Regions from separate parts of the Homo sapiens genome. Here all the other regions are linked to region 3. The links are chromatin loops, found by intact Hi-C in ENCODE. Cell type or tissue: B cell. All regions are shown on one strand. Region 1 has its middle 140 kb from the start of RASGEF1B. Region 2 has its middle 90 kb from the start of RASGEF1B. Region 3 has its middle 20 kb from the start of RASGEF1B. Region 4 has its middle 160 kb from the start of RASGEF1B.

Evidence for each region. A loop is a pair of places that touch in the nucleus more often than their neighbours do. Peaks named below come from ENCODE experiments on the same cell type or tissue, not always from the same donor. Only the 100,000 strongest peaks of a DNase experiment are listed, where the experiment ranks them.
Region 1: it touches region 3 in a loop (2.8-fold over the local background); 4 of 110 quality-filtered maps call a loop at or near these places.
Region 2: a loop joins it to region 3, with 8 times the contacts of the local background. A loop is called at or near these places in 7 of 110 quality-filtered maps.
Region 4: it touches region 3 in a loop (6-fold over the local background); 5 of 110 quality-filtered maps call a loop at or near these places.

Annotation. Positions count from the first base shown.
Region 1 is chr4:81,605,173-81,610,172 of GRCh38, reverse strand. No RefSeq gene overlaps it. Among named protein-coding and RNA genes, the nearest start is that of RASGEF1B, 140 kb to the right of the region's middle. In B cell, CTCF peaks have their summits at 2,409, 2,612 and 2,814; DNase peaks (open chromatin) are centred at 162, 2,962 and 4,662; H3K4me3 peaks cover 1,865 bases; H3K27ac peaks cover 4,842 bases.
Region 2 is chr4:81,559,876-81,564,875 of GRCh38, reverse strand. No RefSeq gene overlaps it. Among named protein-coding and RNA genes, the nearest start is that of RASGEF1B, 90 kb to the right of the region's middle. RefSeq lists an enhancer at 2,172-2,341. In B cell, no CTCF peak of the experiment used is centred here; a DNase peak (open chromatin) is centred at 2,565; H3K4me3 peaks cover 1,991 bases; H3K27ac peaks cover 4,133 bases.
Region 3 is chr4:81,489,823-81,494,822 of GRCh38, reverse strand. No RefSeq gene overlaps it. Among named protein-coding and RNA genes, the nearest start is that of RASGEF1B, 20 kb to the right of the region's middle. RefSeq lists an enhancer at 1-1,199. In B cell, no CTCF peak of the experiment used is centred here; DNase peaks (open chromatin) are centred at 492 and 2,662; H3K4me3 peaks cover 2,037 bases; H3K27ac peaks cover 3,942 bases.
Region 4 is chr4:81,633,844-81,638,843 of GRCh38, reverse strand. No RefSeq gene overlaps it. Among named protein-coding and RNA genes, the nearest start is that of RASGEF1B, 160 kb to the right of the region's middle. In B cell, no CTCF peak of the experiment used is centred here; DNase peaks (open chromatin) are centred at 2,963 and 3,763; H3K4me3 peaks cover 423 bases; H3K27ac peaks cover 1,275 bases.

The sequences.
Region 1 (5,000 bases), 120 kb before region 3:
GAACTAATTTACATTCCCAACAACAGTATATAAGTGTTCCCTTTTCCCCACAGCCCTGTCAGCACTTGTTGTTTATTGACTTTTTAATAATAGCCATCTGACTGTTGTGAGTTGGTATCTCTTCGTGGTTTTGATTTACATTTCTCTGATGATTAGTGATGCTGAACATTTTGTCACATGTTTGTCGGTCACTTGTATGTCTTCTTTTGAGAAGTGTCTGTTCCTGTCTTTTATCTACTTTTTAATGGGGTTATTCAGTTTTTGATTATTGAATCAAGTTTTTTAAAGATTCTGGATATTAGAACTCTGTCAGATAGTTTGTGAGTCTTTTCTCTCATTCTCTAGGTTGTCTGTTTACTCTGTTGATAGTTTCATTTGTTGTGCAGAAGCTCTTTAGTTTAATTAGGCCCCACTTGTCAATTTTTGCTTTTGTTGCAATTGCTTTTAAGGACTTAGTCATGAAGTCTTTGCCAAGGTCAATGTCCAGAATGGTGTTTACTAGGTTTTCTTCTAGGATTCTTATAGTTTGAGGTCTTACATTTAAATATTTAACCCATATTGAGTTTTGTATATGGTGAAAGATAGGGTCCAGTTTCATTCTTCTGCATATGGCTAGCCAGTTATCCCAGCACCATTTATTGAATAGGGAATCCTTTCCCTATTACTTATTTTTGTCAGTTTTATCGAAGATCAGATGTTCATAGGTGTGCAGCTTTATTTCTGAGTTCTCTGTTCTGTTCCACTGGTCTGTTTATATTTCTGTTTTTGTACTAATACCATGCTCTTTTGGTTACTGTAGCCATACATCATAGTTTGAAGTTGGGTAAGGTGATGCCTCCAGCTTTGTTCTTTTTGCTTAGAATTTCCTTGGCTATGCAGGCTCTTGTTTGGTTCCATATGAATTTTAGGATAATTTTTTTTCTATTCCTGCAAAAAATTGTTAGACATTGTTAGTTTGATAGGAATAGCATTAAATCTGTAGATTGCTTTGGGCGGTATGGCCATTTTAATAATATTGATTCTTGAAATCCATAAGCGTGAAATGTTTTTCCATTTGTGCCATCCATGATGGCACATGATGGCACATGATTTATTTCAGCAGTGTTTCGTAGTTCTCCTTGTAGAGATCTTTCACCATCTTGGTTAGATGTATTCCTAGGTATTTTACTAAATTTTGTGGCTATTGTAAATGGGATTGTGTTCTTGATCTGGCTCTCAGCTTGAACATTATTGCTGTATAGAAATAGTACTGATTTTTGTACATTCATTTTGTAGCCTAAAACTTTACTGAAGTCACTTATCAGTTGTAGAAGCCTTTTGGTAGAGTCTTTAGGTTTTTCTAGGCATAGAACCATATTGTCAGCAAAGAGAGATAATTTGACTTGTTCTTTTCCTATTTGTATGACTTTTATTTCTTTATATTATCTGATTTCTCTGGTTAGGACTTCCAGTACTATGTTGAAAAAGAGTGGTGAGAGTGGGCATCCTTGTCTTGTTCCTATTCCTAAGGGGAATATTTCTAGCTTATTTACATTTCTATAAATTTTTATATTACTTATAAATAAATATTTTTATATAAAATTCTTATAAAATTAGCAAGGAGCTAAGTTACAGTACTTAGAAAATATTTGCTGATTGACAATAGGTGAGGAAATCTATTTATTAAATTATAATAGAGATTCAGTGATACCTGCTATTCTACTCTGAAGAAGGCACCAGGGAAGACTAACAAGAAAATATTTTTTATTAACATGAAAAATAATAGTAGCACTTATTATGTAAGTTTATTTGCTGGACTGAATTTTAAAGTCCTCCAAGCAAGCCTATGATATAGGTACTATTCCATTTTACATTTGAGGAAACTGAGGCTTAGCAAGGCTCATTAACTTATTCACGGTCTCAAAGGTAGTAAGCTATGGAGCTGACATATTTCCGACCCCATGCTCACTGTCTCACTGTGACACAAGCTGAAGAAATTACAGGATAGAGACATAGTCAGCGATTACTCATTGAAACCAGGAACATATTGGGTACAGGCACTTGAAGCCAGTGAAGCTCATAAAAGGGACATTGGTCATCTGACACTGAGTTACTTCACCTCTGTGGTGTTTAGTTCTAACTTATAAATATGAGGCTGATGATGGCAGTTCCTCAGGGATTTGCTGTTAAGCAAAAAAGAGTTGGATGTGTGTGTGTACATACATATGTACTATATCTCTAAATACATATATATGGTACATATATATGTACTATACCTCTAATATATATACATATATAGTACACATGTACATATGTATATATGTATAAATATATAGTACATATGCGTGTATATTAGAGATAGCTGTATAAACCAGTTCAATCCTCTTGAAAAGCAATAATTGGATAGTAAATAAAAAGAGCCATAAAAATGTCTATATTTTTGGCCTGGAAATCCTACTTCTAGAAATATATTCTAAGAAATGATTCAAAAGGCAAAAAAAAAAAGAGCATATGTAATTACAGGGAGAAAATGGAAATGATAAAAATATATATCAAGATACAAAATACATTATAGTCTATGCTGATGGAACATTGTATAGTCACTAAATATTACAACTCTAGAGACTATGCAACGAGACAAAATATGTAATATGTGATGCTATGTGGATACAAGAGGTTAATACAAAGTGGTGTTCTAGCTTAATACACATGTGTTTGGATAAAGCCTGGCAGAAAACTCCAAGATATGTGAGTATGGTGAAGGGAATGTGGTGTCTTCTTTCAGAAGTCCCATTAATGTGGAGTGTTTCTTGTTTTAATGTTCTTTGTAATTGTAGCCTGGTGGTAAGTACAGGTGGTGCTGAAGATGCATGAAACATGGGGAAGGAAGGTAACCGCACAAGGGACATTTTAAAAATCAGCATGTAAAACAACCAGGAAATAGAAATTTAAAGGCAAAAATTTAGCAGAGCATTCAAGGGAAATGGGTACTGAGGGAGGTGCTGAAGAATACATTAGCAGGTCAGGCTCTAACAAGATCCTGCCAAAAAAAACTGGAAACCCAGAATGCTTGTGAGTTTGTTCTCCCCTGTGACCTTCTTTCTGCTGGCAAGCCCGTGATAATAGCCCAAAAGGAAGGAAGAAAGTGTAGCAGTATGTACAGTTTACCTAAGTTCACCAAAAACTGTACTCGACTGTAGAAAAGGGAGGAAGTCTGGTCAAGCCTGAGTGAGTCAACATTTAATCGCCCTCCACCCAGTTCTCCTCCCTTCCCAAGGCCACCTCAGCTTTATGTCTGTGTGCTTGACCCTTCCAAGGGAGGAACTCCAGCTGTGAGGGGAGGGACCAGCCCAAATCCCTATTGGTTGGTCTCAACAACCAGGTTGAGGGGCCAGAGAGAGCATGGACCAGGACAGTGGTGATGATCTACATCACATCCCCTTTTAGGAATTTTCTTTTTCCTCTGTTTCCTCTGAGTATTTGAAAGGTCACAGCTCTCTCCATATCCTAGGCCCCAGAAAGAGCCCGTAGCCTTTGAGCAGTGTGAGGAGCAACCAAAGTGCTTTGTCATCAGTTTGTTGAAAGCTCTCTACCGATGCAAGGTACAGTTATTTTTGCTCCTTAAATAATGAGTGACAGGATGAGGTTGGAGATGGGAATGGCAATCTTTAAGGTAGAATCTGCTTCCATCTCAAAACAGAACACACCGTTACTACCCTTGAGGTGAGGGGAGGAGGAGCAGGCATTGGATGGATGTGAACATCCTTGTTTTATATGGAGTATAAAATCAAGACTTCTGTGAGAGGAGGCATTCTTTCAGAACTATTAGGATAATTTGGGCTGCCTGGTGACTCAGCCTTAAGCAGATGCCACTTGGTCTGATCCCACTGCTCAATCAACTAGCTGAGCTTGCCAGATGATCCTCACATCTTTATTTCTTAAAAACCTTGATTATCGCTTTCCTTTTGCACCAGAAGTTGCTCTTATATTTCAGGCATCAGGATAAACACTGAAGGTAGTAATTACAGTTCAAGGCCTTAACAACTTCTTTGGTCTCCTTTTAGGGGTCCAATCTGGAAAGATAACACCAGATACCTTTCACATAGAGATTTCTGAGAAGTTCTGTAGCTTTTTGGAGTTCTGTAGCTCTGAAGTTGTTATGGGAAGAAGATAAGGGGACAATTACCCTCATTTTCCAGAGATCTGGAGAGGATGGCTGGTTTGCCTGAGGCTTCAACAACTTTTCTGTAATTCCCTGCTAGTCTCCTTATTCCAAGTCCATCCTCAGCGTCCACACCCCCACATTCAGCAAATGGTGAGTTAGTGTGAAACACTGTTAAGCATCAGTCACCCAGACTGTGTGTGTGTACATACATATGCACCATATCTCTAATACATATAATACATATATACATAGTACATACAAAACCCTGTAGGTGGGAAAAGCCTGAAATGAGGATGGGGGATAGGAAAAGGGAAATGCTATTTAATAATAACTATATGTCCCTCATTGTTCTGTGTTTTGCATATGAACCCACTGTTTCAGAAGTTCCCTTTTATGTGTGGCCCAGACTTACGTTTTTCCACCAAATAAATAATTTATAAGTAAGAAATCTATGCTTTGCAACTGCTGGGTTGTTTTGGTCTTAGGTATACCCAGTGTAAATGTATCAGGGGAATGTTTGGTCTAAAGAAAATCAGGCTGCATAACACCTTAAGAAAGCTAGTTACATGTTGCCATAGCAACTGGAGGAGCCTCAGAGTGAAGGGCAGAGTTCTTCAGATTCATCTACTGCCTCTGCAGATTGACTTCCTTGAAACAGAATCATGTTTCACAATCATCGATACTGAACAGTTATTTTCATTTTTAAAAAGTTACAACCTTAAGTTGATATATTTTGGCTTTTTCTCTGGTACCATTCAGTATCTTTTTACCTTTGGAAGGTGGGAGTTGGTAATGGTATCCTTTGAAACTTTCATTCATGCATTCACTAATATAGTTGGGACCTGTGCCAGTGGGG
Region 2 (5,000 bases), 70 kb before region 3:
TGTAGTTCCAGCACTTTGGGAGGCCGAGGTGGGCGGATCACAAGGTCAGGAGTTTGAGACCCTCCTGGCCAACATAGTGAAACCCTGTCTCTACTAAAAATACAAAAATTAGACTTGCGTGGTGGCGGGCACCTGCAATCCCAGCTACTCGGGAGGCTGAGGCAGGAGAATTGCTTGAACCCGGGAGGTGGAAGTTGCAGTGAGCCAAGATCGTGCCATTGCACTCCAGCCCAGGTGACAGTGCAAGACTCTGTCTCAAAAAAAAAAAAAAAAAAAAGATCCTAAAACAGCTGGGGATGAATCATTCAACATAGTTGATCATTTGTCCCTTGAAACACTAGATTAATTTTATTGTAAGCTTTTTATGTGGAATTATATTAAACAATGTAATTCATTTTTCAGCTTCTTAAAAAGTATATTCTGGTTATATTTTTGCCTTTCTTTATTACTCAGTGTTAACTATTGTTAAAATTTAGTTATTTTCCTCTACAATTATATATTAATGATCTGGGACCTACTGAAGGTTGTAGACTTGTTTGCCCCTATGCCACAATCTGTATATCAACCGGATGCTTCAAGGTTTTCTTTTTATAATTTTCTGTTCCTTTCCTTGTTGCCACACTATCAGTAGCTACTCCACCCCTTCTCAACCCCCATTCAACTTGTTGGCTCTAATCTACTAAAGTCTTGGAAGTCAAATAGCTATGTGTACAAAAATTATGGATAAGGTAACAGGAAATAGGCTCTGAATCAGTACGTGAGCAAAATACCTGAACTTTAGTGTGTCAAATTTGTCAGTTTGTCGGTTTCAGTGTGTTTTGTTTTTGTTTTGTTTTATATTCTCATCTATGATCTCATTAACAGAGACTTCCAGGTGAATTCAGGAAAAATGAAGTACTTTTTAATATAAATTGAGGAAATCCTAGCCAATTGTTGAGCTTTATTGACCACAAACTTGACAGTGGAAATAATATTTGCAGAAAGGAAGGGCAGATTATTTTCTCCAAAATCAAAACATATTTATTACCCTAAAAACTTTAATTTGTGGCTATTTTACAAAATTTTAAAAATAAAAACTTTTTAGATCTCAAAACTTTTACCAAAGATACCCACTCTTAATATTATGGTCTTTCAGAAACTACCATTTAAATGACTGCTGGTTTTCTTTTAAATGGGAGTAATCAGATGGAATTATAGAGCTCATCATTTTGTATATATAGTACAAGTTTGTAACATCTCTACATATCATAAATATTTTTGCTTTGCAACATAATCTCCATTAAGAGCTCAATTATTGCCTAGTATATTGAAAGGGTATATGTCAATGTGTATATTTATTGGTCATTGTACATATCAGTGTATTTAGATTTTTCCACTTATTTTGTGAATTTATGTATTTGATATTTGAACATAATTTTTTTTACCAGATTGTTTTAATTTTGCCTTAATATTTTATTTTCTTTTGTCAGTTTTAACCATATTGTATAAATTATACAAGATAAATTCATTTTTCTAGCAAGATGTATTTTACAAAGATATGAACTAAAAAATAGAATTCATTTGGATGGAAACTTTCTTGACAGCACCCTGTGTGAAAACACTAATCAAAGACATCTGAGGTTGTTTTGTTTACTCAGATGTCAAAAAGTTTTTTCTCTCTCATCTTGCTTATTTTAAACTTTGTCTTCCTTTTCTCATTCGAAATAATGATTTTTAAAAGGCTATTCCTTTTCTGAATCTCCTGTATTCTCCAACCTATAAATAAAATCCTTCGACTCCTTTTGAAGTAGCAGTGATTCAAGCCTTATACTTAAACCAGGTGTATTGTTTTTATATTTATTGGTAATATATTACTTCATGGCATCCAAATGGATAAAGAGAATTTTGTTCACAGAATGTCCATACTAGAGGGAAATCTACTCACCATTGATCTTCCTCACAGATATCTTGAGAAAGAAAATATAGCTTTTATTCCTCTGTTTCTGAAGTACATGGAAACTATAGCAAGGAATTTAAGGTCATATTATATCACTTATTAAATGTATTAGGATTTATTAGTTGTACCCATCTAGCATGATTTTCAGTAAGAGGAGAAACTTCCATGTGGAGACTCAATAATAGATTTAAAATACCTGAGTCAGGTATTACACTTCTCTCAAAGATTTAAGGCATCCTTGAAAAAGAGTCTAAATGCAATAAGTTAGTGTAATATAACCAGTCTGCTGTGGAACACTTTCACCATGTCAGATCTCCCAGTAACAGGTTTTCTGAACTTGGGCTAGTGACAAGCTTACCTAGGCCTCAGTTTCTTCATTTGTAAAATGAAATGATTTGGTTCCATGAGGAGGCTGTAGATAAGCACAAGGTGCTACTCCTGGTTAGAATCTCAAAGAGAGTCAACATTAGAATGTTGATCTGAAAAAGCTGATATAGGAAGAATATTCTTCAGTTATGACATAGACTCCACCATTTATACAGGTTGGAGGGAAAAAATACTTTCTCATTTTCATGATTACAGCTGCTGGTTTCATTTCCTCCTTTGTAGGAACCCCCTGTTTTTACGTACAGGAAGGATGCTTGAAATAGAAGTGAAAGCAGAAACTCCAGGCAATATAGGAAACACCAAGTGAATGTATATGCCTGCAAGGGGACCTAGCTCTTTATCATTCTGAGTAATTTGGAAGGAAAGGTATTTAACAATGTCTGCTTCCTCAAACAATACCTTCCTTAGGTGAATGTACTGCCTAAAAGGTATTAAACATCTGAGTCCAAATTTCAAAGTAGAATTTCCCAAGGAATTTTCTTATAATAGAAATAAATGTTGTCACCTACTATCAGAGGTCAATTGAAATTTTTTGTTATAAATTCCTATCAACTTACTATTAGTAATTAAATAATTAGGGGCCTTTGAGTAGAAAGGCTGTCAAATGAGACTGGCAATACAGATGGCTTGTAAAGAGAACAGAGTCACCAAATACTTCTTAATGAGTAGCTAGTTCAAGGCAATCCAAAGCACCTCTCTATTTTGCCAAGCATGTTTTTGGTATGGTTATGGACATGGTGCTCCTGCAAAGACATTGCCCCAAATTCGGCATCTTTCTACATGGTTGCTTATGCTTCAAGCTGTTTAATAGCCACAGAGCCCTCCAAGGCTGGGCCTAGATTAGCATTTTTGAATCTTTTTTGATTATAACCCACAAAAGAAATGCATCCTAAACCATGATCCAGGACTCCCATATGTGAATGTATGCTTGTACGTATATCTACGCCAGTCAGAACGGTGATTTTTAAAAAGTCAAGAAACGACAGATGGTGGCAAGGTTGTGGAGAAGTATGAGCACTTTTACACTGTTGGTGGGAATGTAACTTAGTTAAACCATTGTGGAAGATGGTGTGGCTATTCCTCAAAGATCTGGAACCAGAAATATCATTTGAACCAACAATTCCATTATTGGGTATATACCCAAAGAAATATAAATCATTCTATTAAGAAGATATATGCATGTGTAAGTTCATTGCAGCACTATTCACAATAGCAAAGACATGGAATCAATAGAAATGCCTATCAATATACTGGATAAGGAAAATGTGATACATATACACCATGGAATACTATGCAGCCGTAAAATAGAATGAGATCATGTCCTTTACAGGGAGGGACATGGATGAAGCTGGAAGCCGTTATCCTCAGCAAACTAACACAGCAACAGAGAACCAAACATGGCATGTTCTCACTCATAAGTGGGAGCTGAACAATAAGAACACATGGACACAGGGAGGGAAACAACACACACTGGGGCCTGTTGGGGGTGGGGTTGGGGGAGGGAGAGCATTAGGAAAAATAGCTAATGCATGCTGGGCTTAAAACCTAGATGACGGGTTGATAGGTGCAGCAGACTTCCATGGCACATGTTTACCTATGTAACAAACCTGTACATCCTGCACATGTACTCCAGAACTAAAAATATAAATTAAAAGAAAAAAAAACAAAGCACATCCAGAAAGAGTGTCAGGAAATGATACTCTTACCAGATAGGATGAGATTTCCTGTTTTAGCGTATGTTGCTTTATTTGTTAAAATGCTGTGATGACCCACTATACTGACGATACAATCAACAAATAGGTTTCAGTCTACAGTTTGAAAAACATTGATCTAAATTAATAATAATTATGATAATAAAAATAGCAACAGTGAATAACAATACAATAAAAAGTTTCAACCAACAGAACCCTGGGCCTTCTTTAGAAGAATTAGTTATCTAAGAGTGACCTTGAGCAGGAGATATAGAGAGACTATCTTATAGTGTACGAGGATTTTCTGAAAATTAATAAAATTGTGACAACTGCTTTGGAGACTCTGTCTCATTCCACTGATTCATCTAAATACTGTTGCTTCAGATGTTAGAAAGATCTACTATATATACTCTGATCTTAACTGGACTTGAGAATTAAAAGAGAATTTAAATGTATAACATATCATAATTTTTTGAGCTGCTAAGAAAGAAAAAAATGCTGCTAATTATGATTGTAAAATCCCATGAATTCTATGACATTTAATAGACATGTTAAAATATGAAAAAACATACTTTTTTTGAAAGCGTTGCTTCTAAAATGAACACTGAACTAAGACTCACTTGGGGGCTCTCCTCAGGCTTTCTGGGTCCCATGTTCTTCCCTTCATAGGAGAAATGGGAGTTTGCTTATCTGTGGGGAAAATTAGCTAGGATTGTATTTTATTAATTTTGTGGAATTTTTTAGAATTATAAATTCAAAAGCCATCCTTAATGACAATCTGGATCCTACCTCCTCATGTTACAGTTGAAGAATCTGATACCCAGAGAGCTGATGTGACTTGCCCCAGTTAACACAACAAAGTAGAGACAAAAATAAGTTTAAAAGAGAAAAGAGGCGAGGTGCGGTGGCTCACGCCTGTAATCCCAACAGTTTGGGAGGCCAAGGCGGGCGGATCATCTGAGGTCAGGAGTTCGAGATTAGCCTGA
Region 3 (5,000 bases):
GGAGGCTGAGGCAGGAGAATGGCATGAACCTGGGAGGCGGAGCTTGCAGTGAGCTGAGATCGGGCCACTGCACTCCAGCCTGGGCGACAGAGCGAGACTCCGTCTCAAATAATAATAATAATAATAATAATAATAATAATAATAATAATAATTCCTTATTTTCTTAGATGAAATTTTCTCCATCATTGTGTGAGATAGCGTTTCCCTCTCTTGGATTCCATGGAGAGCTTGATGGGAGAAAAAGATTAATTTTACTTTGACACCATTACTTCAGTATCATGTAAGCACATGCCTTGGTTTGGATATCTTTCAACAGTGGTCTGTTTGGCTTTAAATAGTGCATGTTTAAGTGTAATCTAAAACTTTGTAATTCTGTAAAGCAACAAAAATCAATATTGAAAATTATCATGAGAAGGTTTTTTTTCTGAGTTTTTTCCCTGAGTCTATTTTTAGGACTAAGTATATGAGAAGTATGCAGAGTTTCAGTTTCATTTTTAGCGAAACTGGTAAGTAATAGAATTGATTCTGAAACTCCACAGCAAGAATAAGGGATATAAGACTGTCTGGGATACTTTCTACTTAAAAACATGCATTTCCCATGGCTTTTGATAGGGATTTTCCAAAATTTTTAGATTTTTGAATATGTGCTATATTTATGCTGTTCAAACACAATAAAATATGACAAACTGTCTTGTGAAAAGTTTCCTTCCTGTTTCTCCCACCCACTGTCTTACACCCACCAAGTTCCCATCCCCTCCCCTAAATAGCTAACTACTTACCAGTTCCTTATTTATCTGACCCCAATTTTTCATGTATAAAATATTACAGTACAAATATATATTCCTTCTTGTTTCCTTTTATAAACAAAGAAACAAACAAACAAACGAACAAAAACAGGGTCTTGTTCTGCCTCCCAGAGTAAGACCTGTGCTCAAGTGATTCTCCTACCTTAGCCTCCTGAGTAGCTGGGACTACAGGCATGCACCACCACATCCAGTTAATTTTTTAAAACATTTTTTTCTTACTATGTTGCCCAGGCTGCTCTCTAACTCCTGGTCTCAAGTGATCCTCCTGCTTCAGCCTCCCACAATGTTGGGATTACAGATGTGAGTCATCATACCTGGTCTCCCTCTTTTATATATATTGTAGGATACTCTACATAATGATTCTATATATTTTTTCACTAAACAATATATTAGCATTCCATATCAATACGTAGTGTCCCTGTGGTTTCCTATTATACTGCAAAGTGTTTGATTCTGTTATTACATTTTATTTATTAAATAAATACAATTTATTCATCGAATTCACTAATGATGGATAGTTGCTTCTAATCTTTTCTCATAATGGAATGAGTAATGTTCTTTATGTGATATTTCACATAATGAGTGGAAGGTATCTATACAATAATTTTCCTTAGTTGGTATTATTTGATCAAAACATATATGCATTCGTATTCCTCCACTATGGTAGATTTTCTTATGAGTTAAAGGAAATCTTATGAGTTAAAGGAAAAGATCTCAGAATTAGTTTTAATTTACAATTTTGCTATTGTGAGTGAGAGTGACCCTTTTTTATCAGTATAAAAGCCTTTTCAGGTACAAACTGTATGTTTATGTCTTTTTCTGATTTTCTATTGGATTATTAGTGATTTTCACTTAGTAACAGTACAGTAAATAAGTGTATATTCATCATTTCCTAAATTTGCTCTGGTTATCTTTTTTTTTTTCAAGAAGATACTCATTCTTGACTCCTTTTTATTTGAAGCTACAGGTGTAGAATTGTGGCAATCACGTATGAGTCATACACCTTTTTTCATTCTGTTCTTAGGATTTGGCCAAAGTCAAATTCAAACAAATAGAAGTATAACTATACCCTAAATCCTTCTCTTTCTATAGCATTCCTCCACATGGTTAAAATTTGCTCAGTATCTTTAAAACAACAACAGTTACAACCAAGACAAACTCCTGATCTTTCTTTCACCTTAAGTAATTTTGGAATCTTTCTACCAGTCATTAAAATAAGAACTGGAAGAACTGGTAATGTGAAAAGAAAAACAGAGAGTGAATTGTCTGCAGCATAACTAATGTAACACTATAGCTGAATGATTGTTTGCTCATTTTTCCTTTCTCAGAAGTTTGAAAATGATTCTTTTCCCATTGATATGTAGTTTTCAGAAATTTGCAAAGCAGTGGCCTATTGTGATTTCTCTAAAGATGCTATAAAATTAACCTGTTGGCTTCATAGTACGCCATGTAGTATGAAAGGAAGAAGTATGAAAGGAAGAAGATGAGGTTGACTGTAAGCTGAATGTTAATTAACTAATAATTAATTAATTCAGCATGTAATATTGAGTAGTAATTATGAGCCAAGCCATCTGCTCAACTCTGAGAATATGTAGTAGTAAATAAGGAAGGTGTACCCCTTGCTTTTCAGAGCTTATATTCTAAACCAGTTCCTTTTTACCCCAGTTAACACATGAAAATCACCTGGGGAGCTTTACAAAAATACCAATCCCTTTGTCCAAGTCAAGAATTTCTAGGGGTATAACTCAGGAACAAATATTTTTTTAAAACTCCCCAGTGATTTCTAAGTGAAGACAGAGTTGAAACCACTAGTCTAGCCAGACCTCAGAGATAGCTAGGAAACCACACAATATTTTGAAGAGGAAGTGGTCATGGAAATTTTGATGTGAAGTAATATGAACTACGTAGCATTGACTTGGAAACATTCTTGCCACAATGTTTCACTTAAAAGCAATAGGGGCATAAGACCTGCATTCCAAGGTATAGATAACAGAGAGGATAGAAGAACAAGTTAAATGACACTTTGAGGAAAAATATCAAACAAGTTCAGAAATTGGTACTAAGCCAAATGTCCTGGCTTCTTCAAAAAAGACAATGTCAAGAAAAGCAAGAAAAGGTTGGAAATGAGGTAAGAACTGATAAAAATTAAAAGAGAATAAAGAAACACCAACCAAATATAACACATGAACCTTGAGTATATCCTGGTTCAAAATGTCCTTGGGAACAATTTAGGAAATTTAAATATGTACTAGAAATTAGATCATATTAGGGATATTAGGGGATATTGTTGCTTTTTTTTAGGTGACAATTATATCATTATCTATGCACAAGAATGTCCTTATTTATATATATTTTCTCGAGATGGAGTCTTGCTCTGTCAACCAGGCTGGAGTGCAGTGGTGTGATCTCGGCTCACTGCAACCTCCACCTCCTGGGTTCAAGCGATTCTCCTGCCTCAGCCTTCTGAGTAGCTGGGATTGCAGGTGCCCGCCACCACGCCCAGCTAACTTTTGTATTTTTAGTAGAGACGGGGTTTCACCATGTTGACCAGGCTGGTCTCAAACTCCTGACCTCTTGATCCACCCGCCTCAGCCTCCGAAAGTGCTGGGATTACAGGCGTGAGCCACCGTGCCCAGCCAAGAATGTCCTTATTTTTAAAAGATTCACATTAAAGTATTTTTATGGGTGTCTGCAACTTTCAAATGGTCCTTCAACAACACAAAATGAAATCACACATATAGATAAGCAAATATAGTCACACTTTTTAAAGGTGTTTGGAAGAGGCCGAGGTATTAAAGATGAAAGAGGCTACTGAATAGTGATGATAATTATATTTAATTAGCTACAATTTCTTGAGTAAGTTCTATGTTCCAGATAAGGTGCTAATGACATTATATGCATGATTTAATTTTATTTTTAAAATAAGCTTGATTATTTTAATCTTATGAATAAGAAAACTGAAGCTTGGAATGATTGAACCACTTGTTCAAGTTCACACTGAGCTACATTTGAACCAAGCTCTTCCTGTTTCCGTTGTGGGTGATCTTGATCATTACGCAGCTTTGCTTCCACCTTAAACTGCAATATAAGCACTGAGGTAATGGAAAGCCCATTTGCTTTGGATTTACTTCAGTTACAGCACTTATTACAATGCAAATTCACCTAATTATTTATGTGTCTGCTCCATAGACTGTGTCCTCCTTGTCATACAAAGAACATAATCTTTGGTATCAGGCCCAGCTGGGTCCAAATCTTGGCTTTGTAATTTATTAGATATTTGTTCTTAAGCAATTTATAAACACTTTTTCTGAGCTTCAGGTTTCTCTTCTGTGAAGATAGAGATACTACTAGATGCTGCATAGGGATTGTTATGCAGATGACATAAATATATGTGGAAAGTACTTAGCACAATCCCTGGCATATACATATATACATACATATAGTGCTCAATAATGTTAGTCATTCCCTACCCACCCCACCTTCCCTGAAATTTAATTTGTATGGCTATAAATAATTCCTGCTTATACAGGAAAAACCCCTGATGTTCAAAGTGATTGCCAATGCTGGATCCCCCAGTCACTTGAAGCAACCATTAAGTATCAACTTGGCATCAGGGACTATGGCTTTGAATCCCTAAAAGCTACAACAGAACTTAACTAGTATTCAAAACTATGTGTTTATTAGTGTTAGGCCATCAGTATCATGGTCATTATGATTTATTTATTAAGGCTGTGCTAGGTATTAAATTTTTCCTCTAGGAACTTAAAATTAGGATATTTTCAAAGGGTTTCTAAAACTTAGGCAGAAATAGTTATTAGTAATCTATTTTGGGACTATGCAAGTTCATTCCAGGTAAGTGGAATAGTACGAAGAAAGTCATAGACATGGGAAAACTTAGGATCTTTTTCCCCCAAAGACACGCAGTCCACTCAATTGAATTACTGTGTATATAGAAGTGTAAATAAGAGAGGCCAGACACTGTGGCTCACACCTGCAATCCCAGCACTTTGGGAGGCCAAGGCAGGTAGATCACCTGAGGTCAGGAGTTCGAGACCAGCCTGACCAACATGGTGAAACCCCATGTTGAAACCCCATGGTGAAACTTTACTAAATACAAAGCAATTAGCTAGGCACGGTGGTGCATGCCTGTAATCCCAGCTACTTGGGAGGCTGAGGCAGGAGAATCACTTGAAC
Region 4 (5,000 bases), 140 kb before region 3:
CACAAAACCTATCATCAGTTCAACTGGGTTATGTATTAAGAAATGCATGCATTTCTTTCTTTTCTTTTCTTTTCTTTTTCTTTTTTTTGAGATGGAGTCTCGCTCTGTCACCTAGGCTAGAGTGCAGTGGTGTGATCTTGGCTCACTGCAACCTCTGCTTCCTGGGTTCCAGTGATTCTCCTGCCTCAGCCTCCTGAGTAGATGGGATTACAGGCTCATGCCACCATGCCCAGCTAATTTTTGTATTTTTAGTAAAGACGATGTTTTACCATGTTGGCCAGGTTGGTCTTGAACTCCTGACCTCAAATGGTCCATCTGCCTCAGCCTCCCAAAGTGCTGGGATTACAGGTGTGAACCACCGCGCCCAGCCAGGAAGGCATACATTTCTTAATTGCTAACATTTATTGTTATCCTTGTTTTTGATTATGGCCATCCTACAAAGGTGTGATGGGTGTAATGTGGTACCTTGTTGTAGTTTTGATTTGCATTTTTCTAATAGCTAATAACATGGGACATCTTTTCATGTCCTTACTAACCATTTGTAAATCTTTCAAATCTTCTGTTTAAATTCTAAGCCCATTTTACATATATATGTAAAATATTATATAATTTAATATATATAAAATTAAGTGTAAAATATATATAAATATATATTCAATTAAAAGTAAAATAATATGTATTATAATATATATCTATATATTATAATACATATTATTTTACTTTTAATTGAATATATATTTATATATTATATATAATATATTAATATATAATATGTATTATATATAATATAAATATGTATTATATATTATATATTATATCTATATTATATATAGATATAATATATAATATATCTAATATATATTAGATATAATATATAATTATATTATATATATTAGCCAGTGCTTTGGGGGGCTGAGACAGGGGGATCGCTTGAGCCCAGGAGTTTGAGGCTGCAGTGAAATATGATCGTGCCACTGCACTCCGGCCTAGGTGACAAAGCAAGACCCTGACTCTAATATATAGATATATATATAGATATATATTATATCGATATTATTATATTAATATTATATATTAATATCTATATATTATAGATGTAGATATTAATATCTATATATTAATATATAGATATATATTATATCTATAGTATTATAATATATATTATATAATTATATATTATATATTATATTATATAATATATTATATAATATATAATATATATTATTATATAATATATATTTTATATTATATTATATTTTATAATAATTATATTATATATTATATAATATTATGTAATATATATTATATTATATAATATTATGTAATATATATTATATTATATAATATTATGTAATATATATTATATTATATAATATTATGTAATTTATATTATATTATATATAATATAATATAATATTGTATGATATATAATACAATATTATATTATATTATATATAATATAATTATATATTATAATTATATATTATATATTATATTATATAATATAATATATAATATATAATTATATAATATATATTATAATACTATAGATATAATATATATCTATAATATATAGATATTAATATATAATATTAATATAATATCGATATAATATATATCTATATATATATCTATATATTAGAGTCAGGGTCTTGCTTTGTCACCTAGGCCGGAGTGCAGTGGCACGATCATATTTCACTGCAGCCTCAAACTCCTGGGCTCAAGCGATCCCCCTGTCTCAGCCTCCCAAAGCACTGGCTAAGCCCATATTTTAATTGGGGTATCTTTCTTTATTTTATTGAGTTGTAAGAGTTCTTCATATATTCTAGATATAAATCTATTATCAGATATGTAACATGCAAATTTTCCCCCATTTTGTGAGTCATCTTTTTCATTTTCTTGTTGATGTCCTTTGAAGCATAAAAATTTTTAATTTTGATGCAGTCTAATTTATCTATTTTTTTCTTTTGTTGCACTTGCTTTTGGTATTATATTTAAGACCTCACTTAACCCAAAATCACTGAAGATTTACTTCTGTGCTTTCTTCTATGAGTTTTATAATTTTCTTTCTTACATTTAGGTCTATGGTCCTTTTGGGGTTAATTTTCATCTATCATGTGAGAAAGGGGTCCAGTTTCATTCTTTTGCATATAGATATGCACCATTTGTTGAAAAAAAAACTATTATTTCCCCCATGGAATTGTTTTGGTACCCTTGTCAAAAATTAACGTCTAGCCTTATGCTGCCTTATCTTGAGAGAAATGCCTTATCATGAGAAAATGACTCAAGTTTGGGAAATCTACTGATTTTGTCAGATTTATTTTATTTGAGTGTTTTACAGACATAAAGGAATTAGAAATAGCTTCCTAAATCATTCATTCTTTTCTAACCTTAATGCAATTCAGTTAGAACAAAACCTGGGTCCAGTGGGGTCCCCAACCCTCAAAACCCTCTAGCCAACTTGATGAGAAAGAATGTTGTGGGTTTTATGAGAAAAAACAATCAGGAAATAATATTTCTTGAGTAATGCTTTTGGCATTTAACATTAAAGCAAACTAGTTTATTACTTTGGAGTCAACGACTCAGGCAAATTTTTATAGGATTTTATAGATTCTCCACATAATCATTACATTGTAGTGGTGCCTACAACATGCCAGGGACACTAAACATGTGCATGTCTGGATCCATTGATTATTAATTTTCCCCTCCAATCCTTACCACAATCCTAAGAAGTGAATATTGATTTCCCTGTCTTACACATAAGGAAACAAAGGTTGTGTAACTTGCCCAAGGTCATCCACCTTGTAAGTGGCTGAGATGGAATTTGAACTCAGGTTTGTCCGAATTTCAAGTTTAACGTGTTGCAGTTTGCCTTTACAGACGTATCACCAGCCTTGTATACCAGCTTTTCTTTTGCACAGTGCTTTCACTTCCTCATTCTTACAGAGGCTGTGTTCCCTGCCACGTGGGGTGAGCCAATGGGCTGAAGAAGCATGAGGAAAAGGAGACTCGGGTATGGCAGGTGGCTGTGTGGAGAGGACACTTGGTAAGAATGCTGCCAAGTTGCAGGTGTAAATGATCCGTGAGATAAATGAGAAGCCTTCCCCTGTACGACTGCTTTTCATCAAGCAGAAATGATTGAAAAGATTCTGGGTCAAAGAATTTACCTAAGTTTATTTTTATAGAAATTTTGTGTTTTAGAGCCAGAAAAATATTTAATCTGACTCAACTAGGAAACCTGTACTCATAAATAGATTCTCCTGAACATAATCAAAATGATAATTTCCTCCTCTGGGCTCAACCAGCCCTGGTTGCCCTACTGCAATTATCATCTCTCTGCCAGTCTACTATGCTATTTCATTTTGTCAATCCATACTAATTTTCAGGCAGTGCAAGGAGTTGTGTGTGTGTGTGTGTGTGTGTGTGTGTATGTGTTTCCCTGCAGCTCAAATCATCTCTGTCTCCAGAGGAAAGCATGACTGCTGTAAGTCAAATTGAATTTGCAATTCCCAGGATAGCCTTTATCACTGTTGTGCAAACACTGTCCTCTTAAAAACCTGTCTGAGGGATAGCATTTGATACCTGTGCATCATCTGACTCCATGAGGCCAGTGTTGAAAATCTTGCTGTCCTTCTCATCAGGCCAGTTGAAGTATGGCCTAGTCATAGTGTAAAATGGCTGTTCTTTTCCTCTGGAGCATTTCCTACATATGCTGCTTATCAATAGGAGTGGGTCATCACTAAACAAAAGAAATGAGCAGGCAGAGGGAGGGGATTGTCAGTGTTCCCTGGAGGTTGAACATTTTAAGTGTGTACATAAGTGTGCCCAGTTATGACAGAGTCACTTCCTGTCCTGAATCCCCTCCACAAACACAGGACAATGTCATGAGGTGTATGATGTAGATAATCACATGGTGTGTTGCAGCAACATATTTAGAGCTTATCATCAAGAGGACTTTTGAAATAGGCAGGTGAAGACTCCATTTCCGTTGTCCAGAAAGAGATGATGAGAGTGAAATTTCAGCATCATAGCCTATGTGCTGTCAACATGGATGTAATAAGCTTTTGATAATTTACAGGCTATTTTTCTGCTCAGTGAATGATTTAGGGCCTTTTATTCTGTGATTGACAGGGCTTCTTTCACAAGGCGGGCATGGGGAGGGGAAATGACCATTTTCCAACTCATTTCCAGTGTTGCTGAAGAACTTCTTGTGGGGTGTAGAGTATAATCCCCAATAGCTGGGACGCCCTGGGATGATTTTTGGATAAAAGTATATTTGACATGTCAGTATCACCCTATTCCTTGCAGTTGGCACTTGCAATTCCCAAGGCTACCATGGGAATTGCAAAATTTTTTTAAAAAAATATGAGATTGGAATTTCCATTTCTGTGCCCTAAACATGAGATATAATAGCAACATCCAGGTCACTGTGATTAAAGATCTCACCCCACGTTTGATGCCGTAGTCCAGGTTCTGCTTTTTGAGACTGGCTCTTCCTCTTGTTTCCCTTAGTTTGCACTCTTTCTGCTTCCACCTACCTCTCAGACACACCCACAGCCTCCTTTGCTAATTCCGAATTTTTCCACTCAGCTTCATGATGGAGGAGCTACCTTGAGATCTATAGTCACCCCACTTCTCGGCTCCATTCTCTTCCTCAGAGCTATTCCATCCACTCCTTTGTCCTCACTCACATGTAAATCTGTTAGTGCCAGAGCTGAATAGCTCACTACCTACTAGGTGTCAACCTAGAAACATCCAGCAGACATCTTAGACTTAACTAGTTGAAAATCAAACTAAATACTGTTCCCTTCCTTTTTCTGCCGTACTCAGGTCTCCAGTTCCCAGAGTTGCTCATCATCAGTAAGAATTTCCATGTATCACATAAATTGCTTCACCTTCTTTGAAAAGAAATCTGGAAGACTTAGTTATAATGAAAAGTATGTATACTGGCCAGACACAGTGACTCACGTCTGTAATCCCAGCACTTTGGGAGGCCGAAG